Linked DNA regions of Homo sapiens: region 1 is linked to region 2. The links are chromatin loops, found by intact Hi-C in ENCODE. Cell type or tissue: heart right ventricle. All regions are shown on one strand. Each heading gives the region's core, and the rest is flanking DNA. Links, peaks and the distances in the headings are about the cores only.

Region 1 (10,924 bases), core at 3,039-8,038, 410 kb before region 2:
AAAGCACTTGTGGCAGATGATACTGGTTTTATTTTGAGCTGGCACTCAGATCTGGAAACGGTTAGCTTCCTCTTCTTCCTGTCTTCTCTCCCCAGATGCGCGTATGAGAGTCAAATCACTGATGTTTTACACTGAATGTAAGGAGTTAATTGGCTATCAGTGGTGTGGTGACATGGACACAGAGAGTTTTGCATTGTCTTTGGTGGGCGCCATTGAATTCGACTATCCATTGAATGACAGCAGCTGGCCTGGAGGAAGTTTAAATCCCACCAACCTAAGTCCCATGAAGCCTGAGATAGAAGGTTCTGTTTGCTTAGTTTTCTTTTCTGTTATTCATTGCTTTTTCTTAATGATTTATCTGGTTGCACTTGCAACTCCTGAGAAAATTTGATAAGATCATGACTGCCAACATCTGTGGATTTTGGTGCCAACCTTTGGTGAGAGCTATGACTCACTTCCCTACAAAAAAAGAACTTGATATTAAAAACATGTATATATTGACAAGCTTGGACAGGAAATCAAACCTCTCTTGCAGGCAAGCAGTGGCCTGTCCCTCATGAACTTTGCCACTTTGTAGCAGGAGACAACCAAGGAAACTGGGATAATAGGGGGGGCCAAGCTGTTTTGACTCCAGACTGCATGCATTAAGCTCTTGGTTTTCCCTTTGACTTCGTATTGATATGAGTCAGGACTTTAAAGGACTCAATACTTCACAATGTTTTCCTCCCACATTATTCTGTGGATTGCTTTCTAAATTCTGCGCACAAATTCCAAAAGTAGGGAAAGAAGATAGAAATGAAGCACAAGTATTCGCTGGACAACATAAAGTTTTTGGCTTCCCATGGGTTGAAGGTTGAGAAACACTGTTGAGTAGCAGAACTGAGAAGAGGGTCTGGTGGCTCAGGACCACTGGACCCTGCAATCGACCTCCTTGGGAGCATTGTGGGAGGTGGGAAGAGATATTTGTTAATTGTGTAGAGCAAATTAGGGGAGAAAAATCATCTGTTCTATTGAAATTCAGTTAAGTTCCAGAGTCACAGATGAAGGCCTCATGAGGAGCCCATTGTCTGAAGATAATCAATATCAGAACTTCTAGGAGGACTGGGATGGGGTGCACTTCCGCCTTCTGACTTTCTGCCATTCAAGGTCATCTCAGTGTGGCCCTCATGAGGTCATGGCCACCCAAAATAGGTATCAGAGAAGAAGGAAACCACATATATTAGACACTTCTAATGTGCTTTATCTAAATTACTTCATTTAATGCTTGTAACAACTTTGAAGGAAATGGATTTTTCCCCATTTTAAAGATGGGGATGTACCTACTTTATGGGGTCTATTCCCATTCCTTACCTTAAAAAATAGATAATGCAAAATGTCCAGGATGCTTATGACAGCAAAAAAAATTATGAATTAAAACCTGAAATCAATATGAAATGGAAGGGGGCTGTAAAGTTCTTTTAAGGGAGTATTCTGCACAGACCTTCCTTAAGTGCTCAGGGCACTTACAGGACAGAGGTGGATTCACAGCAGTATTGATTGATCAGTCAGGCAGGCATAGTTGTGGTGAGGACCGAGGACAAGAGGAACTGGGAGTTCCATGTCTAGACAGGGTGGAATGAAGACAAGCAATTAGATATGTGGTTGTGGAATGCACTGCCATGGACATCGTGTTTCTGGGACGTCAGATGGGGCATGTGTGCTTTAGAGATAGCAGGTGGCATGGGTACAGGTGTGTAGTTCTTTGACTACCACAGCTTTAAGCATCCTCCAAAATGTGTGTTCACATGTGTGAGTGCACGTTTGTGAGTGTGTGCACATGTGCGTGAGTGTGTGCATGTGCAGTCACTGTCAGCAGACGTTATGGATGAGGAAACAGAACAGTGTGGAAGGTCCCAGTGTCCATGCTCTGGCCATATGCTAAGTGACTACTGATGAGGAAAGATGGGGTTTGCATTCCCCCTGGATCTGGGGGTGTTTGTACAAACCAGCCATCCAGCAAAACACCTTTCCAGCTCCAGAACTGTGAATAGCAAAATCCCTTCTCTGGTTTGCTTCCTGTGCTTCATTTAGTCTTCTAGATCCTGCAGGGTTAAATAAATCTTGAGTTGCATCTCCCTGAGTCCTCCCTGTTGCCATGGAGGTGGATGTAAGGCAGAGTTTATTTTGCATGGCTTATTTGCTTAGTAATGACTATGATGGCTGCAGAACTCAAGGACTCAAGGGAACAATTTACATTTTTCTGTAGGAGCCTAAATAGGCATTGACGAGTGTTCTGGGTGTTAGTTTCTTTTCTGTTATATCACCGTCACCTGTTTCCTATGGGAACTCTGCACCTGATAGCCAAAGCATCGGGCATCGTTGATATTCAGTGTCTGCAGGGAAGCACTAATGGCGTAAAAAGCAGCCTTCATGGAGTGCTTTGTCCTTTGGCTTTAATATTTAAGCACAAGAAAATCTGTGACTCAATTTTTTTTCAGGAAAACAAATGATAGTATAACTGGTAGAGCAACAGCATTTGTGTCTGAGCACAAATAATACTGGGCTATTGTTTAATATGATGGATTTCCTTTATATCTTCATTTTAAATATGGAGAACTAGTTGTTCAAATGAAATCTTACCCACAAGCTTATTATGTAAAATATGAAAGCATAGTGACCCAGAGGGTCATCTGTCTATTCATTGTCTCAGGAAGGTTGACTGAAGGGCCCTCCACCTACCAGGAACTGTTTGGAGCTGGGATTACATACAGTTCTCAGTAAAAATCAGTGATAATTACTGTCTTCATTGAGTTCACATCTTAATGGGAGACAAAGATACAAACAAGCAAGTGTAATAATCATAATAGCTAACACATATTGGGTACTTACTTTGTGCCAAGAACTCCTTTTTTTTTTTTTAAAGAAGTGGGATCTCACTCTGTCTTCCAATGACACCAGCATGGCTCACTACAGCCTCAAACTCAGGCTCAAGAGATCCTCCCACCTTAGCATCCCAAGTAGCTAGCACTAAAGGTGAGCATGACCACACCCAGCCAATGTGCCAAGAACTCTTTCAAGCTCTTTTACATCCAGTCACTCATTTGATTCACATGATAGCTTTGTAATGCAGGAACTATTATTTACCCCAGTTTTACAGGAGATAAACTGGGGTAGGGAGAAATTAAAAATTTGCCCAAGGTTTGTATCTTACTCCTGACACCAAAAAATACCTCGTCTAAGGTCAAAAGAAGGAATCAAACCCAGGTAGTGTCTCCAAGGTCTGTGGGCTTAACCCCTATACTGCATTGGCTCTCAGTGTTGACTGTGTCCATGGTAACAGGTGGAAGATCTGCCAGGGCTAGGAGAGAAGAGGCACCAGGACACAGCATGGTACCATCTTGTTTTCAGTTTGAAGTTAGAGTGCTGGTTCTGCTGGTTCCCCGAATGCTTTCTGCACTAGCACTTACATGATTCTATTAAGCAGACCTTAGGGAGAAAAAAGATTCAAAAAGTTTGTGTGTCCTGTAGCCTGCTCCGCCTGGTGTAGAAATTGTCCCTTGAGAGCAATTAGTGTGTTGGCTTGTATTTCTTTCAGCTTATTGGGTATCTGTCACTAAGTACGGTACTGATGGTCCTAGACAGTCTTCACAGCATACTGCTTATACCACATTGTCAGTTTTCATAACTTCTGAAAATTAGAAGAAACATAAGCCCCCTCCTGGCAACAAGTGGAGTACTTCCCAAGATGACCAAGACTGTTGGTGTCTTCCTCATGAAGATGTATTTCTTGATCAGTTCCTTCCTCTTTTTAGTGTCTAAGAGCTCATTCTGACAATGGGTTAAAGTTTTAAGGAGGCCAGTTCACACCTGCAGGTTGGTCAAGAAGTTTAAATGATTCTAGCTGCTAAGTGTTCTCTTAATGGCTTAAAGAGTCTGCCATGGCCTTCATGATTAAGAAAGGGAGCCTCACAGCATGAGTCTGTCCTGCAGCATCTTCTCCAGTTTTCCCTGGAAAGCTACAGGCAGGGCTTGCTCAGACCATTCAAGCTGACTGTAGAAACAGCTGCCGTTCAAGCTCAGGTGGACGGATTGGAACTTTGTCTTCATGTGAGCATTCATACGGGGAGAAGTCATCTCATACTGATTTGGTTTTCTGTTTGTCTCTTCCCCAACAGGGCTGTTTAACGACCCCCAACTCCCCATCCATGCACTCACGTTCTCTTACGCTGGGTCCATCCCTCTCGCTGGGCAGCATCTCAGGGGTGTCCGTGAAGTCGGAGATGAAGAAGCGCCGAGCCCCTCCTCCTCCAGGTTCAGGGCCACCTGTGCAAGACAAGGCATCGGAAAAGGTAGGGCAGTGGGCTGTTCTCACAACCAAAGCATCTTTTCAGTGACACAGTTGATTGTTCCAAAGCTCCCTGGGAACACAGTAATCCTTCATGTTTGTGGCTGTAGCGACTGGAGTGTTGGGGGCAAGTATTTAAGCTTTATTTAAAAGTAAAGGCAAGATGCCAGGAAGGGCTCATGATTTTAACTCTGAGAAGCTGAGTTCCCCAAGGCAGTCAGGATACACCCAGCAGCCCAGTCCTGCTCCCCACATACCCTAATATGTCAGATCCACCATGCAGCTGTAAAGATAAGGATGCAGTCTTCTTCCCTGGACTGAGATTTTTCTGACTGACTGCATCCCAGCTTCCTGTGGAGGCAGCATGCCACAAATGCCAACATTTACAGAAAGCAAATTCAGAGTCCATTCATTCTGTGGCAGAACTTTATTTCCTAACTCTTGCCGCATGTGTCATGTGGCCTAGCCCAGTTGCATAGTTTGAGAGTGTCACGCCCCTGCTAGTCTTTAGGTTCAAAGCCCCTTTTTGCTCATTTGCTCTCAAAATACCCTAAAAACTAAGTCTGTGCCTCCTGAATGTGAGGCTTGGTCCCTGGATCTTGATAAAAAGTTATAGCAGCAGATACCAAATGGCGGGGTCCTGACATGTCATGTAATTTCCTTATCAGCCTGCTTGTCGTTCTGTCCAGGTATGTCCGTCTGTCCATCTATTTTTGCAAGTCGGTCCTCTGGTCATCCATCTCTGTTCCTTCATGGTTGTTCTTTATCCCTGGGTCTCAGAGACCATCCTGCTTCCATCCTTAGTCCTTCATATCCCTAAAAATCTATCTGAAAAGCCTGTAGTGGAACACATTTTCAAAGAAAATATTTTTATTTTTGCATCTCTTAAATATTTTCTAGGCCGGGTGCAGTAGCTCACGCCTGTAATCCCGGCGCTTTGGGAGGCCAAGGCAGGAGGATCACCTGAGGTCAGGAGTTCAAGACCAACCATGGCCAACATGGTGAAATCCCGTCTCTACTAAAAATACAAAATTAGCCAGGCATGGTGGTGCACGCCTATTGTCCCAGCTACTCAGAAGGCTGAGGCAGGAGAATTGCTTGAACCCAGGAGGCAGAGGTTGCAGTGAGCCAAGATCACGCCACTGCACTCTAGCCTGGGTGACAAGAGAGAAACTCTGTCTCAAAAATAAAAAATAAAAAAAAAAGGAATGTATACATATATCCTAATGTAACTGACTTATTTTGAGTTCTTCATGATATATTAGCTGTGTTTTCATAAAAATAAATTTAGGCACAAATGGTACCTTTTTGTTGTATGCATCCATGATAAGATGATGCAAATGGAAAACACAAAGCTATTTCTTCTGATTTTCTGCAGTGTGTCTCATTAATTTGCTTGGATGTAGATTCTGAACTTTTTTATAATATGCAGACCATATTGATAGCATTGGCCTTTCCCAGCTACATGCCCCTGGGAATATCTTTTTGCTTTGGCTTAGGATAGGTTTCTTTAGTTAGTAATAAAAAGTATGACTTCCAGGATCAATATTATGTCAGCTTTTTTCTTTTAATAAGAATTGTATTTTGTTAATGCGATAAAATGTAGATGGTGAACTGTACCAGCATTTTAAAAATTTCTTCCACCCAGAAGAGATGTTGTATTTTTCTGCATTTAATGTGCTTACCCACAGTGGATAAAGCCTGCTTGAGTGGGAAAATGTGCAGTAAGTAGAGAATTGGGAATTCTGAATGAAAAATAAATAGTACTTTATACCCTGTAGAATGAACAGAGTTTCCTCTGAGGCAGTAAAAGCTTTTTGCTGAAATCTGTTTTATTTGGCACAGAATGCGTGGAGAAATTGGCTCATGGAAACCATCTTCCTTTTTAAGCATATGAGTGGCATATGGATTAGATTTAAGCATTTGCTATGAACATGCTTTTTTAAACTGAAAGGTATTTTGTTATTTACTAATTTCTGGAAAAGGAACCCAAAAATGTATTGTCGTCGTTGTTGGGGAAGAACGTCAATTCCTTCTTCATGAACTTCCTTCCATATAAAGATAAGATGTTTGTTTGGGAAGCCTTATTTATATGCAACTGTTACTAACACCAGTGTCCTGAACAAGGAGGAAAGGTTCATTTTCAGGGACATGACTAGTTTGTAAGAAAATGAGAATGCCTACATTTGTATATTTTAAAATATTATTTTGTATCAACTAGTTTAAAAAATTCAATATTTGCTTCTTCAAGTCCTAACGGTGGGATAATATTAGCCATCCTCCAGTTCATCTGAAAATTTTCTAAAATTTGTAACCATAGTTAGTATTTGTCACCTGATTATGTATTCATAATTTGATCATGTGTGTTTATTATTTCTAAAGGTATTTTTTGAAGAGGTTTTCCCAGAGGTGTTAGAGCCTGGAGGTGACCGAATGCTCTTCTCAGATCCCATGGCTCTTCCCACAGTACTGTGAATGCAGCTTTTATTATGTGGAAACTTCAGACCAGAATGATTGATTGTACACATTAAGGCACCTTATGCTCTCAGGATTTCTGAGACTTGAGCGGGCATCAGATCACCCAAAGGGCTTGTTAAAACACATTTTCCTGGGCCCCACCTGAGCGCTGATTCAGTAGGTCTGGATGGGGCCTGAACATTTGCATCTTAAGTGCTGCCGCTCCGGTGAACCCCACTTTGAGAACCACCCCTTCATAGCAAACTACCTCCCTCAGCTGCTGGCTCTGAATTTTGACTACTCAAAGGCAACAGATCTGCTAAGAGATTCTTCAGTAGGAAAGTTACCTCAAAATGAATCCATCTGTGCTGTAGAATAATAATTATATGCAGTTTTCCATAAAGTTAGCTTAGGCCTAAAGTTATGTGTTAAAACACATCAGTAGCGTCCACTCCTTCTCACTGGGACCCAGGGAACCCTCATCTGGGAGGACAGACGAATTGTCTGTTCTGCACAGGATTTTCTTCCTGCTTCATCTCCTGGGGCCCACACTGTCCTCTCACCATCGTGCTGTGTAGAGACGGTGAACTCTCCCTTTGTCCTGGACCCTAGGCAGCTGCTGGAATTCTTGCTCGCTGCTCTTGCATTTGGGTTAGAGCCCCCTTCCTATACTGAGTGATATGGTTTGGATGTTTGTCCCCTCCAAATCTCATGTTGAAATGTGATCCCAGTTGGAGGTGGGGCCTGGTGGGAGGTGTTTGGGTCATGGAGATGGATCCCTCATGAATGGCTTGGTGCCATCCCCATGGGGATGAGTGAGTTCTCTCTCTGGTAGTTTACCTGAGATCTGATTGTTTAAAAGTGTGTGGCAGCCCCTCCGTCCTTGCTCCCTCTCTCACCATGTGACATGCCTAATCCGCCTTTGCCTTTCACCATGAGTAAAAGCTTCCTGAGGCCTCACCAGAAGGTGAGCAGATGCTGGCATCTGCTTCCCGTACAGTCTATGGAACCATGAGCCAATTAAACCCTTTTTCTTTGTAAATTACCCAGTCTCAGGTGTTTCTTTAGAGCAACACAGACTGACTAACACACCAAGTCTTTAGTAACCCATCCCGAAGGAGAGTTTGTTTTCCTCTTATTTGCTCATGGTTTCCTCACTTGTTCTGCTCTTGAGCCAGGATTAAGATTGTGAGTAGGGGCTGTCAACACAGATGCCTGGGTGGGCATCCCTCTGCTTATCTCCAGTCCTCAGTTTCCTCTGTAAAATGGGAACAGTAAGAACAGCACTAGCCAGTGATTGCTGTAGTGATCAGACATAGATCTCATGGCATTTGCCTGGGTTCCGATCCCAGCTTGGCCAGCAGTAGAAATGGGAGCTTGGATGAGATCACCCTTCTCTGTGCCTTGTGTCCTTAGGTGTGTGCTCTGCATAAAGCTGGGAGATGAGAGCTGGCCACAGTGCAGTGGGGGACAGAAGTAGCCAGCATGCCTAAAGCAGGGAGGGCTGGGCAGAGGGAATGAAGGGTCCATGGCCCCAGCCGGGGTTCTGTGTTAACCAAGTAGCAGATTATATTTAAAAATCAAATTTGCTGTTGCTGCAAATACCAAATGTACAATTAAAAAATCACCAAGGCGCTGCAGCAGGTTCATTCTGTTAAACAATACCAGCATCCTCTCCTCTGTTGGTGGTATTTTCCCTTCTCAGCCACAAACTACAAACACCCTACTCACTATTCCATACCTTCTGAGGATTCTAGAGAAGAGAGTTGCTCATCCCTTTCAGTCCTGATAGCTTCTGTTTAAGAAGAAAAATCACCGGGCATGGTGGCTCATGCCTGTAATCCCAGCACTTTGGGAGGCCAAGGTGGGCAGATCACAAGGTCAGGAGTTTGAGTTAAGCCCAGCCAACATGGTGAAACCTCATCCCTACTAAAAATACAAAAATTAGCTGGGCGTGGTGGCGGATGCCTGTAATCCCAGCTGCTTGGGAGGCTGAGGCGGGAGAATCACTTGAAACTGGAAGGTGGGGGTTGCAGTGGGCCGAGATCGTGCCACTGCACTCTAGCCTGGGCGAAAGAGTGAAACTCCATTTCAGAAAAAAAAAAAAAAAAGAAGAAGAATCAATTACTGTCAAGACACCCTTGTGTAGGGGACTCAGTTTACCTATTAAAGATTGACACAATACTCTATATTATTCTTGCTGGCATCTTTCTTTGTATAATACCTGGCATGTTACAGAGCAGGTTTTTAAAACTTTTTTGGTATTTCATTTAAGTGATTAAAAATAAGTAACTTGTGGAAGTTTACTAATCTGTGTTATCTAATTTTAGTTTTCATTATCCACAAATATATAATACATAGTTATTCATTTATTCAGTCAATATACAGTTATATGCTTACTTTTGTGCAGATACAACTATAAATCCATTTTTATTGTAATTGACAAGTAATTCAAAAATATTTTAAAGTTATTCCAGCTTTCTTTTTTCACTATTATTTGAATTATTGCTTTTATTATGTTCAACACTATAAAATTCCAACTTGAGAAGTCTGTTTCTCTGTGATCTCAAGATTATTGCATTGGGACTGAAATTGCTAGTGATGGTTGGCCATTAAAATAAGTGATGATGGAGGCTGTGTTATGATCAGTTATTAGTATAACCCAAAATAGACTTTTCTATGAAAAATTTGCTTGTGTATTCAATGAATATTGAATAACTGCTATGCACAAGGCCTTGCACTTGAAAGCATGAATTGGTATTTATTACTCTAATATCTCAGCACAGTGTATACATAAAAAGATAGTATTTCACACTGTGTGAAGACTGAGGACGATCTGTGTATGTTAGACATTTAATGGAAAGCATTATTACTTGAAGTTCCATTTCCTGGATCTGGTAACTAGAATAATACAGGAAGTGATAAAACTATGCTGACCAGACTCCCAAAGACACGTTTCATCAAGAACTGAAGTGTCCATTTGATCATCATCAGTCACTCTGGTGTGTTCTTGATCCTGTTCCGCAGAGAGGACACCCAGGGGGAGGCAGGTCCTGGCAGCCCCTGTACTGGGAAGGCCCTGAGAGCTGGGCTGCAGACCACTTGGCCAATGGATGCCAGACTCAAGTGTCCTCTCTGCATTTAGGCCTGATATTTTTTGCTTATTAAAATGAGCATTCTTATTTCCCATCTCTGTGAGCTGTGGTGTTGAGGTCATTGCAATACTCATCTTTGCAGACTTCTTCCTGCTGTCCTTCTCCTGGAGTGAAGTCTGCCTTCTGTTTCTTATCACATGGCTTGTGGTGGTGGTGAATTGGTTACTGATAAAGTGGATGATGCTTGGAGACATTGAAAAATTACTTTTCACACTAATTAGAGGGCTCTGATCTTTGCCGGGTGTGTCTCATGGCCACTCCTCAGCCAGTTGGCCTCCTGGAGTGCTTTGTTCGGAAGGAAGGACTCAGGTCGGCTGAGGCTCAGCAAAGTAGAGAGAGTCCTTCAGTTTACCATGCGCTCAGGAGGGGAGGATCATCTGGGCTCACCCAGAGTATGAGATGATGAGGACAGACTCTTTAGACCCACCTTGATGGTGTCTCTTCTTGTACACATCAACCACATCAACCTGTCAGGGAATCCTGCCTGTTTTCCTTTGAAGTGTATCCAGAATCCAGCCATTTCCCTTTGCTCCCACCTGCACTCCCGGGCTCAAGCACTCCCATGCCCCTCTGAGATGTTTCCTGGTGCACTGGCTTCCTAACTAGACCCTGCTTCTGCTCATGCTCCTCTACCCTGGAGAATCTTCTTTACACCTTCGCTAGAGCAACAGGTATCTAAACAGAGACAGGGTCATGTCATGCTTTAAAGCCTCTGCTGGCCTCACGTCACAGTTGACTGTGCCAGCTGCATCTCTCCTGCTTCTCCCCACACCCAGCAGAGCCTTTCACCTGCCTCTCCCTAGCATCCTGTTCACCTCCTCACTGCACCAGACCCTGCTTGGCAGTCACTGCATCCATGAAGTCTCGCTGGCCACCTCCACCCTCTGGTAACTGCCCCCTTCCCTGGTTTCAGGTTTCTTTCAGACCCTGCCAGACTAAGCTCAGGAAGCCAGGAATTCTGTGTTCCCTGACACACCTACAGTGTCTA
Region 2 (10,924 bases), core at 2,433-7,432:
TGGGCGAAGGGGAGAGAAACAGGTCCTTGCAGTTAGGGGAGAAGGCAGAAAGAGTGTTTAGAGATGGGGCTAGGACATGGGAGGTGGTGGGGTGAGGTAGAGAGTGAGGAGTCGCACAAGAGTGTGTTTGCTGGTGTGGAAGGCAGAGGCCGCCTGGCTGCCCGCAGGAGACATCCAGGCATGGTCCTGCGATCTGGCAGCAAATGATTTGGGGCACTGATCCACCTCAACGGCTAGGGGTGACGGCCTGTCCAGTGAACCCAAACCGATATGTGTATGAAAATAAATAAATATATGTTTAAATATATAAATATTTATATTCATATGTATTCAATATATAAAGATTTATTTTAAGGAACTTGCAAGTTTGAAATCTGCAGAGCAGGCAGGCTGGAAACTCAAGCAGGAGTTTGCTACAGTCTTAAGCTAAATTCTTGTTTCTCTAGGAAATCTCAGTGTTTGCTCTCAAGGCCTTCTGTGGATTGGGTAATGCCTCTGTTAAGGGTCATTTCCTTTAAGCCAAGTAACTGTAGACATTAACCACACCTACAGAATACCTTCATGGCAATAGCCAGACTGGTGTTTGACTAAGTGACTGGGAATTAGAGCCTGGACTGTTGACGTGTAACACCAGCTACCCCGAGGACAGGCTGACTGTGAGCCGGAGAAGGCTGAGGCCTTGGGGCTGCTGATCATGGCAGAGGTGAAGGGTGGATGCGGGCACAGTTCTCACTGAGTAGGTTGGGGACGTCTGAGCCAGGTCATGGACCTGCTCCCTTCATTGTGCCAGTACTTCCACTGCTATTGACTGCTTCCTTTCAGCCCCAGCAAAGTGTTCTGGGGCGTTCTTTGGTGATTTGAGGGATTCTAGAGAAACTCTTGCAGAAAACATGGTTGGTAGTAAATTTTACAGATCTGGGATGCTTCTGTTCCTTTTAGCTGTGATGAGAATTCCCTAGTGATTTTATATTTTGGGTCTGTGTTAGTTTAGTAAGGCTGTCATAACAAAGTGCCACAGACTGGGGAGGGGGCGAGGGGACTTAAATAGCAGAAATCCATTTCCCGCAGTCTGGATATTGGAAGTCCATGATCAAAGGTATCGGCCGATTTGGTTTCTCCTGAGGCCTCTCTCCTTGGCTTGCAGATGTTCATTTTCTCAAGGTGTCCTGACATGGTCTTCTCTCTGTACAAGTCTGTGTTCTAATATTCTCTTCTTACAAAAACACCGCTTGTATTGGATTAGGGCCCACCCTCATCATCTCATTTTAACTTAGTGACGTGTTTAAAGACCCTCCTTCCAAATACAGTCACATTCTGAGGTACTAGGAGTTAGGGCTGCAGCTTAGGAACTTTGGGAGGATACAGTTCATCCCATAACAGGGTCTTGTCTTGATTTTTGTTGTTGTTATTCTGATTGTTAGAATTAATATCCCTCATTTTATTCGGTACTAGGTGCCGTGGCCCACAGGGGAGAGTATGTAATGAGTTTGTCAGGTTGGATGTCCACTGAGAATTCCGATTTGTTCTATGGCTTGTGGAGCTAGTGTTCACTCAAATGATGTTCTGTGGTCCTGTCCCCAAACACACACACACAACCCCTTCTGGGCTTCTTTGGAATTTGTCTGAATCCCTATTTGCGAAAGCTTGATGAAGTTTGCAGGGTGTTAATAGATGGTATAGGGAAGAAGGGTGAGGCAGTGCAGGAGAGTGCTGGGAATGTGTGAGTTAAATTTAGAGGGTCTGATGTCACCCTCACCACTCTGGGCACCCTTCTACCCCACAGACTTTTGACCTCACAGATGACCTCTCAGGGCACCATAGTTGGGGACCATCTCTGCATGTCAGCAAAAAGCTGGTGCCCCGAGCAAGTGTCCTTACTGAACCTACAAGCTAAGACCAAGAGCTGCCCATTCAGACATGTCACACTTGAACCAGCCATAAGTAGTGGATTTTTTTTTTTTTTTCTGGCTTGGCTTCTCACAGTCTGTCTTTATTCCAGGTGCTGCAGCGCAGTAAATGTAATTTGAAGAAGGCAGAAGGAACCCATGGCTTTAGCCGGCTGCCCAGATTCCTTTTTGCACCATCCGTACTACCAGGTATGGGCGAGCACATATATCTGATCCTGGCCCGATGGTGCTGGTCGAGGGCCAGGGCACACATGTCGCCAGCAGCCATGGATCGTTTCTGTAGCTCTCAGGTCACTAGGACACGCTGGAGCAGGGGCTGGTGACAAGTCCCATGGTGCAGAGGCCCACTGCCCTTTCTGCCTCGGTCTTCTGTGTCTTGCTTTGCCTTGTAAGATAGCGTGGTCATATTCCCGTTTGACTGTGCGTACTTTTCTAAAAGAGTTTGGTTGTAGTACAGAGTTGCCCCCTGAGAGCCGGGCTTCCGTGTTTGGAATGAAGCAAGCACTCACTGTGTTTTTCACCTTCTGGGTCGGGCCAGACACTCCTGATGACGGGTTCTGCAGTGATGGTGGTTGTCGGGACATTCACCTGGACACATGTGCTCACGCGTGAGGGAGTGGGAAGGAGAAAGGGCTTGGTGTCTTAACAGATGTTCTAGAGGGAGTCCTCTCCACAGATTGGCTCTTTCCTTTCCTGAGAGCCCTAGGTGGAATTTTGTGGGAGAACAAGTTCATTTCTGTTCCTTCACTTTCTCTAGCTCTTCTTCATGGGCTGCTAGAACAGTTTCATCTGCAAGTTCCCTTCATCTTCTGAAACAGATTTTATTTGAACTTTCACTTGGTGTAGACAGATTCATTGTTAGGGGATGGTCTTTGGTTCTTTAGATTTGATTCGCGAATCCTGGTTCATCCTTACTCGTGATTTGTCATTGGAAGTACTTACACCATCTCTCCCAGGCCTGTGACTTTTCGGCTGGAGCAGTCCTAGGTTTGGAAGTCCTTTTATATGTTCAGGCTGTGGTCAGCTTTTTGCACTTCTTTGAACTTATTTTCTCTCTTAGTCTGTGAAGTCTCTTTTTAGCTACTGTGATGAGAAATTGCCTACAGCATTATGGCTGCAAAAAGATGCCTTTGAACATTTTTTTTTTTTTTTTGGTATCTAAGTGAAGCAAGCCTTCGAAGAAAGGCTGAAGATTAGGAATACCGTTCATTCTAATCGTCGAATGTGACACAAAGCCAAAATTGGTTACAAGCCAGAAAAGAGGATTAAAACCTTAGCGAACTGCAAAGTTTGGTGGTGACCCCTGAGTCTGTGTAGTTTGTGAGCTCTGGAACAGGCATCTGCCTCTCCCTCTGCATAATTGTCTTCTTGTTCTTAAAGAGGCTGTGGTTGCCTCCCCCCATTGATTAAAGCTCTGTGCTGCACCCACAGGTCACAAGTCCAGTTCTCGTGTGGCCAGTTAGTGTTAGCTAGTTGTCCGGGCCCGACTGCACCCTTCACCCCTGCCTGCCACTTCCTACTCAGTCCCAAGAGAGTGCAGTCAGTGAGCTCAAAGAACATCCCCAAGGGAAAGTCTCTCTTGAGGTCATTTTCGTAGTGCTGTCCTCGGCTGGGTATAGAATAGGCTTTTAGGGCCAGATAATGGCCACAGAGGTTCTGTCAGCTTCCCTTCCCTTCCTGGCATTTCCAGTTTCCTGCTGGTACCTACAGAAGTGGCAGACTTACAAGCTGTGTCAGTTCCTCCCTTGATGGCCTTGTTAGGTGTTTGTAGTCACCGATGCCCCAGGCTGCTTTCCTGGAGCCAGGAAGTCAGGAAGGAAGGGTGGGCTTTCCCTGCTATGTGCTGTCATGCTTTGAGGAAATACTCATTGCTTCTCAGGGCCATTTGAAAGCACTGTCTTACTCTTTAAAAAATTTGACAGCAAGACTTGGCGGCATATGTCCCTTGTTCCTGGAAAATAAGATGACAGTTCCAGAATTTCTCAGAATATGGGATGATTTACAATGGGTTCCAGTCTTGAGCAGTCGTAATTATATTATAATAATTAGATAAATCTCCAGAGTTTTATAGAGAAAAATTTATTCTTAAAACCTTCAACATACAAATAATTTTCTAATTCTAGCTGTTCACTTGCAGCAGTGGCTTGGATTAGATAGATGGTTCAGTCCGTGAGTCACTGATGTGATTTTTAAAATATGCACAGAAGCACCAAAATTACTGTATGCATTTAATCATCCTGCTGTTGGAGGGCAGCAGTTGGGGAGGGGTTCTGGCAAGGTTGGGGATGACCCACTTCACTTTTAAGACTTAAGTTTTTCCTTTAGAATGTGACACATCATAATTCTCTGACCTTGGAGAAATCCTGCAACTTTCCCTACCGCAGTTTCCATACCGAAGTTTTGGTAGAAAAGGGTTAGTGGTATCTGGGTTGTAGCAGGGATTAGAGGAAATATGTCTAAATTACCCGGCGCCTGGTCATCCTTTAGAAGCTGAGTCAAGGGCTGTGATCTTTAATTCTTTGATAGAGCACCAGCCAGGTACCAGGCACATGTTTTGGGCTAGGGAGCCAGCTTTGAGCTCGGCAGACAGATCTTTGGGGCTCCTGGATTCCAGTGGAGGAGACAGACATGGAACAACTGGCAAGTGAGATAGCTGTGAATAATGATACTAATTCTGAAGCAAATAAAATGGGACAACGGGGGGAGAGAGGGCCGGCTGCCTTGGTCTTCGGGGGGGGCTCCGTTAGTAGGGTCCTATAGCTCATTGTCTGCCATTTTTAAAATCAAAAGGTCTGAAGCAAGAAATTTCCTCATTTATTATGCCACGGCAGAGTCCAGAGCTTTGCCGAACACAGGGTCTGCCTGGGAAGTGGGATGGGGTTTATGGAGCTCCCTCTGGGCCCTGCACATCTGTGTTCATTGATGTGGACACTGTGTTATCATTCTCCATTCCCCAAAACTCTTAATTCTTAACCATGTCCAGCCTCCAGGCTTTTGAAGAAGGAATTATGCACCTATGACAAAATTATGGTAAATAAAAGCAACATTTATTATCTTTCAGAAAAATGCAAAATAGGAAATAAAATGTGCTTGGCTACAAACTTCCGTACACAATGTTGAACTGAGCATTAGAAATGAAACAACTTGCATGTGAATTTTATGTAGGTGATTAAATTTACTGTTGAATTTCCAAAAGCAATGTTTTTATTTTCATAGTTTTCTGATTTCTGAATTAAAAACAATCATGCTTAGAAATGAGCCATCTTAGAAACTCTCCTTGCCATCCTGCCCTGCAGAGCCTCAGCTTTTGGTGGAGATAATGGCAACAGCATTAGTGCACATACACGCTGTCCAGCCCCAGGACACCACAAGATGTGTGTTGTGGTTCCATTTCAGTGCTGTGTCCCTGAAGCTTCAGGCGGGGAACCTACTCTTCTAGTGCAGGGCTTGACGAACTGCAATCTGCTTTTGCAGATAAAGTTTTATTGGAGGCTGGTCTTGGTGGCTCACGCCTGTAATCCCAGCACTTTGGGAGGCAGAGGCGGGTGGACCACTTGAGGCCAGGAGTTCGAGACCAGCTTGGCCAACATGGGGATACCCTGTCTCTATTGAAAATACAAAAATTAGTCAGGCGTGGTGGCGCACACCTGTTATCCCAGCTACTCAGGAAGCTGAGGCAGGAGAATTGCTTGAACCCAGGAGGTGGAGGTTGCAGTGAGCCAAGATCGTGCCACTGCATTCCAGCCTGGGCGACAGAGCAAGACCCGGTCTCAAAAAATAAAATTAAAGTTTTATTGGAACTTGGCCATTGGGTTTTGTATTGTCTGTGGCTGCTTCCAAGCCCCATCAGCAGAGTTGGGTAGTGTTTGACCCTTTACAGAAGAAAGTTTTTTCTGGGACACTGACTGCTAGAATGAACCTTTTTGGATGGACAGAGGCTCAAGGGGGCCTCCTTGTATCAGCTCATCTCCTCCCCATTTTCTGGGTTAGAAACAGTCCTCAGATGAGACTTCATCTGCTGATCACATACAGCTTTGGATTTTCTGTTGGGTGCCCTAGATTCCTTAATCTTTTGGCAGTGCGTGGAGGAGCTGAAAGATGACATCATCTCCGAGAGTTGATTTGGGCTCAGTTCCTGGAAATGAATTCCATTCCCAAAGTCTGTCACTGTTGTTATTATTATTATTATTTTTAGTGAAAGAGTGATTCTGTAGTTTTTCATTTTTAAGTACTACACCCCCCCCCCATACTTTGGCTAAAGAACATTTTATTAGACTACATTTTCTTTAAGAAATTTGTTGATAGTACCTGCCACTCTTAACCCTTGAGGTGGGAAGTTACGAAGATCATTTGAAATGTCTCTCTTTAAATTTTATTTGACTGTTCCAGCTGATAGGACATTTACCTAAAATGGTTTTCCAAGTCATTTAAGGTTATGATTCTGAACTTAGGAACAGCAGCTATGTTATGGAGATATTTTGTGAGGTAAAACAGGCAGTGTGTTGACTACTATTCACCTGCATGGCTTTAGGCATGGTGTTTAAATTCTCCACATTTCTTCTGTTTTCAGCGTCATTGTGAAAATTGGAAGACACTTATATAAACTTTGGCATTGTGTTTAGCACACAAAAGACCCTGTTAAATGTGAGCCACTGTTTGGATGAGCTGGTATGTGATTTTTTTGTTTTAGAGTGTAGAATTATTTTTAAGAATGTAAGTTTTTTTTTTTTAAGTGATTTGTGCGATACTTATGTAAATTTGAGATTATAATCTTTTTAAGTCTTTAAAATCATGTGAATATTCACTTAAAACAAATAGATGGCATTTGGTTTGGGAAAATACTTTTCATTGATCTGGCAAATTGCTGTTAACTGGCTTTATTTATTTAAATCCTAGGTAGTTAATTACATATTAGTAAATAGTTTACACTTTCTGTAACTAACAGAATCAGTTGAAAACTCTATTCTTTAAATGTTCTAAGTAACTTTGACTAATTTGTTTGTTCGCTTACCATTTTATGAACAGTTGATTGGCAGACCATGGCTGGGTATTAGGGTACCAGGTGAACAAGATGTCAACCCTGCCTGCAGGGAGCTCCCAGCCCTGGAGGGAGACAGACAGGTACAACAACCAACCATGGGCCACCATGACCTGGGATGCTGTCAGTGGTGTGCTTTGTGCAGACAAGTAGAGGGGAGGGTGATTAATCCCCCATCCCATGTCATTTCCTGCTAGAACTGTAAAACTAACATATTCGACAGCCTGCAAGCTGACCACTCAGAGGCTGGCAGTGGGGAAAAGATTAAGCTCTTCCTGTTTACTTCCCTTGTCTTCAGCCTTCCACCGACTCTGTGAATTGGGTACCTTCATGATACCCATTTTATAAATGAGAAAACTGAGGTTTTTACTATATGCTGGTCATCATGCTGAGGACTTTACTTGGATTTTCTCTCCTGCCAATGCTACGCGGTGGGGACCTTCATGTTCTCCCCTTTGCAGATGAGATTATCAAAGCAGAAAAAGACCATCTCTCCTACTGAGTAACAGAGGTACATTCGTCTCTGTGAAGTGTGTTTATGTTTAATGTTGGTGAGACTGAGGAGAACAAGTTTTTGTCCAAATGCCAAAATCTCCTCCTCAGAATTATTATAATAAAACATAGAATTTGTATCCTGCAATTTTGGACTTATTGAATTTCTTTGATCATGAAATGCCATAAGTCAGTTTTAACAACAGCTTTTCAGTTGAAATAAAGATTATTATGTATTGTCCCTAAATGTGTCATGTGTGCTGATCGTAAGGTGTTTGCATTTTTAAAATGTTAAAATGGGGAGTGGGGCATGTCTTAAAATCAATGAAATATGACAGATAAGTAAATAAATGGAAATAAAAATACATAAATATGTATATATTTATTCTCAGTGCTTTTCTTTTTAATGCCTAAATCTTCTCAAACATCATCATCCTCAAGTATGGGCTTAAAGTCTGATTTTTTTTGAATAATATAAACAACTATATTTATCACATATTTTCTATGTATTATTTTTGTTTTTTGTTTTTTTTGAGACAGAGTCTCACTCTGTCACCTAGGCTGGAATGCAGTGGCCCAATCTCAGCTCACTGCAACCCCCACCTCCCGGGTTCAAGCGATTGTCCTGCCTCAGCCTCCCGAGTACCTGGAATTATAGGCATGCACCATCACACCTGGCTAATTTTTGTATTTTTAGCAGAGATGGGGTTTCGCCATGTTGGCCAGGCTGGTCTTGAACTTCTGGTCTCAAGTAGTCTGCCCATCTCTGCCTCCCAAAGGTCTGGGATTATAGATAGGGGTGAGCCACTGCACCCAGCCTGTGTTATTTTTATCCTCTCTCTGGTACTGTGGCAAATATTCTGGATGTGTTATTTTTTCTATTTCTTTTTTCCAGGAAACCAGGGCTTGCAGATATTGGTAAGTTGCCCAAGGTCACACAGCTTGTAATGGGATAGATCAGGGATCAGGCGTACGGGGTCAAGCCTGAAGCCTATGTCCTTAACCATTCCACTGTCTGGTTTTTCCTTGGCACCGTGTGCTTGGCTGTGCAGATATCTATTTGATTGGGGGTGCTAGAGTTGATTATCTTTTTCATAAGATTTCATAAGCAGTGGAGGAGCAGAACACAATATTGGTCTATGACTTTGCACTGCCTTTTAGAAGGACATATCTAATCAGGGATACCTATATCCCACTTCTGTTTTCCTCCTACTTATCATGGGGGTTAAATCCCCACAGAAATATTTGTGTTCTTTTAATTTTCCATCCCATGAAAGTTCAATGTTAGTAATCAACTTTCCCTTTGCCATCTATCTGCCCAGAAGCTACTGTGAAATCACTTATCAAAGTCTTTGTTTTTGTTTTACTTATGAGACCAGATGGTTGCCTTTTCTGTTGTAAAGTGTCAAAGTTTCTACTAGACCTACAAAAACCAAAACTTACCTGCTGTGTGTGTGTCACTGTATTCGTCCACACTCACACCGCTTATAAAGAACTGCCTGGGACTGGGTAATTTATAAAGAAATGAGGTTTAATTGACTCATAGTTCCGCAGCCTGTACAGGAAGCATGGCTGGAAGGCCTCAGGAAACTTAAAATCATGGCAGAAGCAAAGGGGAAGCTGGCAAGTCTTACGTGGCTGGAGCAGGAGGAAAAGAGCACAAAAGGGGAGGTGCTACACACTTTCCAACAACCAGGTCTCGTGGCAACTTACTGTCATGAGAATAGCAAGGGGGACATCTGCCCCTGTGATCCCGTCACCTACCACCAGGCTCCTCCTCCAACCTTGGGGATGGACATGAGATTTTGGGCGGGGATACAAATGCAAACCATATCAGTCGCCATTACAGCAGGTAGGGCAGGCAGCAGGCAGGTAACCAGCAGAGCAGGCAGCAGGCACAGCTACCTTGCCGGGAGTGTTTTTCCAGGAGAGATGGCAGTATCAAGCGCACGCAGACTTGGAAAGGCATCATGGCGTACCTGGTTGGAGCATGAATCCTTGATTCAACTGTTTTCTTTGCACAGAGTCATATTACTTGATTACCAAAGGGAAGGGAACTCATGACCCTCAGGGACAGGCTGTTTATCTGTGGTCAGAAGATGGGCCTCCTGTAACATTGACTGTGCTCCCTTCTGGCCTTGTCAGTAACGCAGAGCAAATCACTTCCGTCTCTCTGCGTTTGAAGTTATGTGTCATTACCCAGCCAGCCCCCAGCTCCTTCAGGCATCCTTCCTTTGTCGGGGTTTGTGGCACTTTTTCCTGTTTCCTTTCTCCTGTCTTGCCTAGCCCTCTTCAAGGGGAAGGACCAGAACTAATCAACACTTCAGATGAGACTGACCAGCTCAGAGCTGGGCGGCTCACGCTCTCCCTTCAGGACCCATCCTCCCATCCCTCATTGTAGCACAATGTTGACTTTTTTGAAGGAAGGTCTCTTCATGCACCCACTGCTGTGTCCCAGGTCGTGTTTATTTCCAGTTCATGATAAGTAGAGACATTGAGAAAATGTGTTTAGAGATTTTATAGCAATTTGAATGTTGAACTTAAGAATAAAAATGTGGGTGTGTATCGTATTTTTGTTTTATTTTACTTTCTGGCAATTCATTGCTATGTGAGTTGTGAAGTATCCGTGCTTGACAGGTTGACAGGGACAGCAAAAACTGCTTCTTCCCCGCAGGTGGCTCCTGAAGCACTAGTCTTGGCTATCTCAGGATATCACAGTCATGCCTGTGGTTTTTCTGTCCTTGGCAGCTCCAGTTTGCAAAGTTGAAGCTTTGCGTTTATGACCCATTGTGGCCTTGGTGTGTCATTTGTGCATGGTGAGATTTCCTCAGGCGCTGCTGGAACGTGCGAGTCCACTGCCTCCAGCCAGTGGCGGATCATGGGGGACAGCATCTGTGCCCTCCCACTGTGTTGTCCACTCTTCCCTATAGGCCTGATGTGACTCCGCTGTGCTTTTGCTAACCGTCCTTAACCAGCTCCTTGCCACTGCACTAGGGCGTGAAGGTTGGAGGGTGCCTGTGGGTCCCTCTGTAGCTCTCAGTGTGACCTACCTCCCACCTTCCTATGTCTGTTTGCCTTGAGCAGCTGTTCTAGTCTTTTCTCCATCAAGAGTCTACACCGTTTTGGAGGGTCATGTGGCCAGCGGGAGGTGAGCCAGCCCAGGAGGCATGCAGGCCCCAGGTTTGAATCCCAGTACCGCTTCAGGCGTGTGAGGCTGACAGTTATACCTGCACTGTTATGAAATGAGAGCCTCCAGGGACCACCCAACTAGTGGGGCCTTAGGAAATCCCAGTTGACCAGGGGCACTTCGCTGGAACCCTGAACAGGGCCTTTGCTCCTGGGATCCAAGGGGCTGGATCGCTAAAAACCCTTCATCGTCTTCCTTTGCCCCCAGACTCTGGTTTAGCAGGCTCTGGGGTACTGGCTGAGGGGTTCATCCTTCATTTCCAGACCTCAGCTGAAACCCAGCTAATTTGTAAGATGGGAC

What was found. A loop is a pair of places that touch in the nucleus more often than their neighbours do. Peaks named below come from ENCODE experiments on the same cell type or tissue, not always from the same donor. Only the 100,000 strongest peaks of a DNase experiment are listed, where the experiment ranks them.
Region 1: it touches region 2 in a loop (2.5-fold over the local background); 1 of 110 quality-filtered maps calls a loop at or near these places.

What each region holds. Positions count from the first base shown.
Region 1 is chr7:51,129,562-51,140,485 of GRCh38, reverse strand. It overlaps COBL (cordon-bleu WH2 repeat protein), which reads left to right. Exons shown (of 13, transcript NM_015198.5): 6 at 4,155-4,328. Among named protein-coding and RNA genes, the nearest start is that of COBL, 180 kb to the left of the region's middle. RefSeq lists a silencer at 9,706-9,927. In heart right ventricle, for the core only: no CTCF peak of the experiment used is centred there; no DNase peak of the experiment used is centred there; H3K27ac peaks cover 2,673 bases.
Region 2 is chr7:50,723,444-50,734,367 of GRCh38, reverse strand. It overlaps GRB10 (growth factor receptor bound protein 10), which reads left to right. Exons shown (of 19, transcript NM_001350814.2): 4 at 2,000-2,096. The coding sequence starts at 2,046. Among named protein-coding and RNA genes, the nearest start is that of GRB10, 54 kb to the left of the region's middle. RefSeq lists an enhancer at 7,860-8,029. In heart right ventricle, for the core only: no CTCF peak of the experiment used is centred there; DNase peaks (open chromatin) are centred at 3,387, 4,517 and 5,887; H3K27ac peaks cover 4,412 bases.